2 separate regions of the Homo sapiens genome follow, and region 2 is linked to region 1. The links are chromatin contacts, found by Hi-C or POLR2A ChIA-PET in ENCODE. All regions are on one chromosome and are shown on one strand. Each heading gives the region's core, a stretch centred on a gene start or an enhancer-like site at or near the end of the contact. The rest is flanking DNA. Distances are from core to core; before and after follow the strand shown. Region 1 has its middle 27 kb from the start of SLC9A8. Region 2 overlaps SLC9A8 (solute carrier family 9 member A8).

Region 1 (2,895 bases), core at 85-2,584:
TAATATATGTATATATATTTATATATAATATATATATTAAATAATGAAATATATTAAATAATAAATAAATAAATAATTTATTTATTGTTTTGTAGAGATGGGAGTCTCACTATATTGCCCAGGCTCATCTCAAACTCCTGGCCTCAAGCATTCCTTCCACCTCAGCCTCCCAAACGGCTAGGATTACAGGTGTGAGCCACCACACCCAGCCCTCCCTCATACATTCAAATGGCCAACTCCCTTGGCTTCCTCAAGTCTTTGCTTAAATGCCATCTTCTCAGGAAGTCATTTTCTGAACACTCTATTAAAAATTGCAACCTGCCCCCAAACACGTCTTGCACTCACTGTCCGTGTCTCTGCTTAAATTTTCTCCGTAGCACTCATACCATCTAACATACTGTGCATTTACTTGTTTATTTTTATTTTTTTGAGACAGGGTCTCACTCTGTTGCCCAGGCTGGAGTGCAGTAGTGTGATCATGGTTCATTGTAACCTCTGTCTCCTGGACTCAAGCAATCCTCTCACCTTAGCCTCCCAAGTAGCTGGTACCACAAGTGCACATCATCACACCTGGCTAATTTTTGTATTTTTTGTACAGAAGGGGTTTCGCCATGCTGACCAGGCTCATCTCAAACTCCTGGGTTCCAGCGATCCACCCGCCTCAGCCTCCCAAAGTGCTGGGATTATAAGTGAACCATCATGCTGGGCAATTTATTTATTTATTTTCCGTTTCCCTCTACTAATGAATCAGCTCCAGGAGTGCAGGGACCTTGTCTGTTTTCTACACAGATGCGTTCCCAGCACCTAGCACAGTGCCTAGCAGGTATGTGAATGAATGAATGAATGAATCCATGCATGCATGAATGAAGTATCCTTGTACAAACCATGAACCATGTACATGTTAGGTGTCTACAACTTGTCGTTTGAATTAATGAATAAAAGAACAGGCAAGGCGCGGTGGCTCACACCTGCAATCCCAGCACTTTGGGAGGCCGAGGTGGGCGGATCATCTGAGGTTGGGAGTTCAAGACCAGCCTGACTAACATGGAGGAACCCTGTCTCTACTGAAAATAGAAAATTATCCAGGCGTGGTGGCGCATGCCTGTAATCCCAGCTTGGGAAGCTGAGACAGGAGAATCGCTTGAACTCGGGAGGCAGATGTTGCGGTGAGCCAAGATCGTGCCATTGCGCTCCAGCCTGGGCAACAAGAGTGAAACTCTGTCTCAAAAAAAAAAAAAAGAAAGAACAGACAGCACCAACCCTCCTTGTAAGTTCAATATGAGGTTGATCTGAAGCTGCCACCCAAGGCTACTGATCAAAATATCCTTCTAAACAAGTCTGTCCCACAGTCCTGGCGTCTGATAATATGGACAGTCAGGCTGGCTGGCACCAGACTGGACCCAGATGAAGGAATGGAATCAGGCCACATTACAGGGGCAAGAGGAGCCTTGTGGCCAGAGGTTCTAGAGGTCAGCAGCAAGTCATGCATCTGAAGAGGAAGTTGATTGCTGTACCTCAAGCTGAAACAGAAACTGCGGTGGCTAGCAAGGAAGGGTCCCCACCTGTGCGCCTCAGCCCCTTGGCCATTGCCAGCTTCCAACAGACCACAGAGACTTTTGGGGGAAAACTTTTTTATTGAAGTGTAACAGACATACAGAAAAGTGCACAAATAAGGAAAGTGCACAGGGGAGCGATGGCTCGATACATTTTCACAAAGGCAGACAGCGGGGTAACCAGCCCCCAGCTCAAGGAACAGAACATTCCCCGCCCCGGAGAAGCTCCCTTCAAGTCTTTCCCATCCTAAGCGATAACCGTTATCCTGATTCCAACAGCAGTGATGATTTTTGCCGTTTTTTGAACTTGATGAAATGGCAGCACATAACACGTATTCTTTTGTGTAAGACTTACTTACTACAAACTTTGTATGTTTGTAGCAACAGCCTTTTGACCCTGTCTCTTCCTCCATGCCCTCAAAGAGAAAAAGGAACCTAATAATAACACAAAATAAAGCGAAAGCATACTTGCTTGACTGGTTTAAATGTGCCATCTGGCCGGGCATTTTGGAGGCCGAGGCGGGTGGATCACTTGAAGTCAGGATTTCGAGACTAGCCTGGCCAACATGGTGAAACCCCATCTCTACTAAAAGTACAAAAATTAGCTGGGCATGGTGGTGGGCACTTGTAATCCCAGCTACTTGGGAGGCTGAGGAAGGAGAATCGCTTGAACCTGGGAGGCAGGGGTTGCAGTGAGCAGAGATCGTGCCACTGCACTCCAGCCTGGATGACAGAGGGTGACTCCATCTCTCAAAAAATAAAATAAAATAAAATAAAATAAAATAAAATATAAAATAAAATGTGCCATCCATTCTTTCATGCTTCAGCCACCCAGTGGGCTGGAACTGTTACTGCTTCCATTTCAAATATTGGGAGGCTGAGGCACAGAGAGGTTAAATAATTTGCTCAGCCAGGAAGTGAAGGTCTGTATTTAAAGCCAGGTCTCTCTGATCTCCAAGCTCATGTTCTAACCCAGCATACACTCCTTATCAATAAAATGACCATGTATTGAACACCCTCTTTGGACTGAATACTATACTTCAACTTTATGTCCATTGTCTTATTTGATTTTCCCAGCCGTTGATGAGTAATATACCATTATCCTTGCTTAGCAAATGATGAAAGCAGGGTTCAGAGAGGTTAAGGAACTTTCCTAACGTCATACAGCCCAGGAAGGCATGAAATAAAAATTTAAACTCTATTTTGTTGATTCCAAAGTCCAGTGCAGAACGATATCAGTACCCAGCATTTATGCGCATCTTTCAAATATACCTTCTGAGGCCCTGCAGGGTGGCTCATGACTGTAATCCCAGCACTGTGGGAGGCCGAGGTGGGTGGATCA
Region 2 (2,700 bases), core at 198-2,697, 82 kb after region 1:
GAGAGTGCCAGTTGCTTCATATTGCCACCACACTTATTTTAATTTAAAAAAGTTTAGCTGTCCTGATAGGTGTGTAGCAACTGCATTTAGATGTGCTTTGGTGTGGTTATTTTTATATTCGCCTTGGGTTCATTGAGTTTTTTGGGTTTATAGTTTATATGAGTTTATAGCTTTCATCAAATTTGGTAAGCTTTTGCCCATTTCTTTATCAATATTTTTTTGTTCCGCCTTCCTCTTCCCCTTGAGACTTCAGTTTACTCCAGTTATGAGAGGTAGCATGCTATTGGCCCACAATATGCTTTGCCTTTTTTTCTTTTTTTCCCTATGTGCTTAATTTTGGTTATTTCCTGTTGCCGTATCTTCAAAGTCACTGATCTTCTGCCATGTGGAATCTCCTGCTAATCCTACCCAGCGTATTTCTCATTTACATATTTTATAATTCATCTACAGCAGATCCCTTTAGGTTATTTTCATTTCTTCCATTTCTCTCTTCATCATGTTCATGTTTTCTTCTATATTCTGGAGCATATGAAACATAGAAATTTCTGATAGCTGTTTTAATGTCCTTGTTTGCTAATTCCGTCATCTCTGTCAACTGTAGGTCTGTTTTGTTGTTGATTTTTCTTGTGCTTATAGGTCACATTTTCTTGCTCTTTGCTTGTTATTAAGTTTTGATTGGATGTCAGTCATTGTGAAGTTTTATGTTGTTGAGCACAAGATTTTATTGTATTCCTTTACGGAGTTCTGGACTTTTCTTTTAAAAACAATTTTTTTTGTGTGTGTGTGTTATTTCTGGACTTTTCTTCTGGCACGTATCTAAGTCTCTTGACATCAGTTTAATCCTTCTTGAGGCTTACATTTAAACTTTTTTAGGGCTGGTGCAGAGTAGCAGGGCCCTAACTAAGGTGTCTCAGGTACCGTGAGCTCACTCCACTCTGGCTGGTGGGAACGCAAACTATTCCCACCCATGTCAGCTTCTGGAATTGTTCAGCCTACTTCTTTTTAATGGTTCTTTCCCCAGCTTCTTGTTTCATCCGACATATTTACTGATCAGTATCAGTCAAAGACTCAAGGGGACTTTACAGTAGATGTCCAAGAGCTCTCTTTCTGTGCAGCTTCCCCGACTCAACAGGACAGCCCTCTTAAAGCCTCAGCCTCAGGCAGTCAGCTCAGCAGGGGGCCTAGGGAAAGAGTGGCCACCTTTGTCTCCCTTCCGGCAGGAATCACAGTCCTACCCTATCTTTTGTCCCATGTCAGAAAATAGTTTTGTTTCATATCTTGTATCAGGTTTTCTAGTTATGTAGAGCAGGACAGTGTTCTGTGTAGCAGTAATTTCTTCAGACGCAAAGCTGAAGGCCCAGTGGTCTCTAGTGACTCAGTTGACAGAACTTTTCTACCCAGTCGCTATCCGGAGTCACACTTGGGTGCTGCATGAGCAGCACAAGGAGGAAGCAGAGTGGACTCACCATTTTCAGGGTTTTGTTTTTCATCGCAGACCAGTTCACCAGGGTAATTCCATCCTGGTGTCTGCCATGAGGTTCCCTTTCTTTACTGAATGTTGGCACTTACAAAAACGTTACCTGTGAGTCATTCGGCTCTAGCCTAGCTATTTTTACATCTGTTTTTCTAAATTGTTCCTCTACCCCCTTGAGAAGATCATTGAGTACCTGTTGGCAAAGATGTGTTTCATGCATCTGTTTGGAATCTGTGATTAAAATAAGGGAGTGTTTTTCTTACCTTCTTTTCAGACTGGCAGTGTTTCCTGTTGAGAGGGGTTTCATTTCCTTAGGGACCTTGCTCCACACACAGCAGTGCAAGCCAGGAACACCAGATCTGCCTCTGGGTGAGGGAACCTGCTCTGTCCGCACTTTGCCTTTTGGGTATTTGTCACGCAGGGTTTTCAGAGAGGGGCAGGATGGCCCTGTGTGGTGTGTGGACGCCCCACATTGCACTGTGAAAGCACAGATGGAAAGGGTGGTTTCTGCTGTCTTCACCTTCCTTTGTGTGCTCCCCTTTTCCTGACTATCACAAAGGACTGATCTCAAGTGGTTCCCAAGACCATGGAGCAGGACATTCTCTTCCTAGGAAGTGGGAATTATTTACCTAAATCCACATGTAGGGAACACAGTTGCTAAGGACTGGGGCTGGATAACAGACAGACTTGGATTTGAATCCCAGCTCCACCTCTTATTGGCTGTGTAACCTCAGATTACAGACTTAACCACCCCATGCTCTACTTCCTCATTATAAAATAGACAAAAGGGCCAGCCTGACGCCTTTGCTGAGGAGTGGGGAGCGATGCAAGTGAGAGTCCTGATGGGGCATCTGTGCCACTGCTGGGGTGGCCAGAAGTCCTGGTTTGCCCTCTGTCTCAATATGATGAATTAATAATATCCCCGTTTATTCTAAAAAATGTCCTGGTATCCACAGCAAATCAAACAGTCTCCCTAATTATAACTCAGCAAGCGTTAGCTATTCTCAGAATATTTGTTCTGACTGTATCCATGTTAACTATTTTTATTGTTCAGTCAAGCCAGTTTTGAGGGCCACTTTGGCCTCTGACACTAAAGATTCAAAGATGAATAGACCCCACTTAGGCAGAGCAGTTAGCGAACACTGGGCTTGCAGGGGATGGGAGAGAGTGACACTCTGTCAAGGTGAGTCACAGAGGAGGGGACTTTGGGCTTGAAGGATGAGTTT

Evidence for each region. Hi-C counts contacts between places; a loop is a spot of excess contacts on that map. ChIA-PET counts read pairs that join two places held with the same protein, here RNA polymerase II (POLR2A). Pooled maps may share reads with other maps.
Region 2: a pooled map shows a loop between it and region 1 (2.7-fold over the local background). The contact joins two enhancer-like sites. A Hi-C loop is called at or near these places in 2 of 50 pooled maps. POLR2A ChIA-PET finds 5 or more read pairs at or near these places in 6 of 52 experiments (A549, AG04450, BJ and 3 more).

What each region holds. Positions count from the first base shown.
Region 1 is chr20:49,784,462-49,787,356 of GRCh38, forward strand. No RefSeq gene overlaps it. Among named protein-coding and RNA genes, the nearest start is that of SLC9A8, 27 kb to the right of the region's middle. RefSeq lists an enhancer at 1,222-1,461. Within about 2 kb of position 1,335, at least 6 of the 41 ENCODE cell types and tissues checked have a DNase peak (open chromatin) inside an H3K27ac peak, as active enhancers do; they include GM12878, where a contact is called at or near this core.
Region 2 is chr20:49,866,489-49,869,188 of GRCh38, forward strand. All of the region lies in intron 10 of SLC9A8 (solute carrier family 9 member A8), which reads left to right. Among named protein-coding and RNA genes, the nearest start is that of MIR12122, 4.0 kb to the left of the region's middle. RefSeq lists enhancers at 1,262-1,371, 1,612-1,661. Within about 2 kb of position 1,448, at least 2 of the 41 ENCODE cell types and tissues checked have a DNase peak (open chromatin) inside an H3K27ac peak, as active enhancers do; they include GM12878, where a contact is called at or near this core.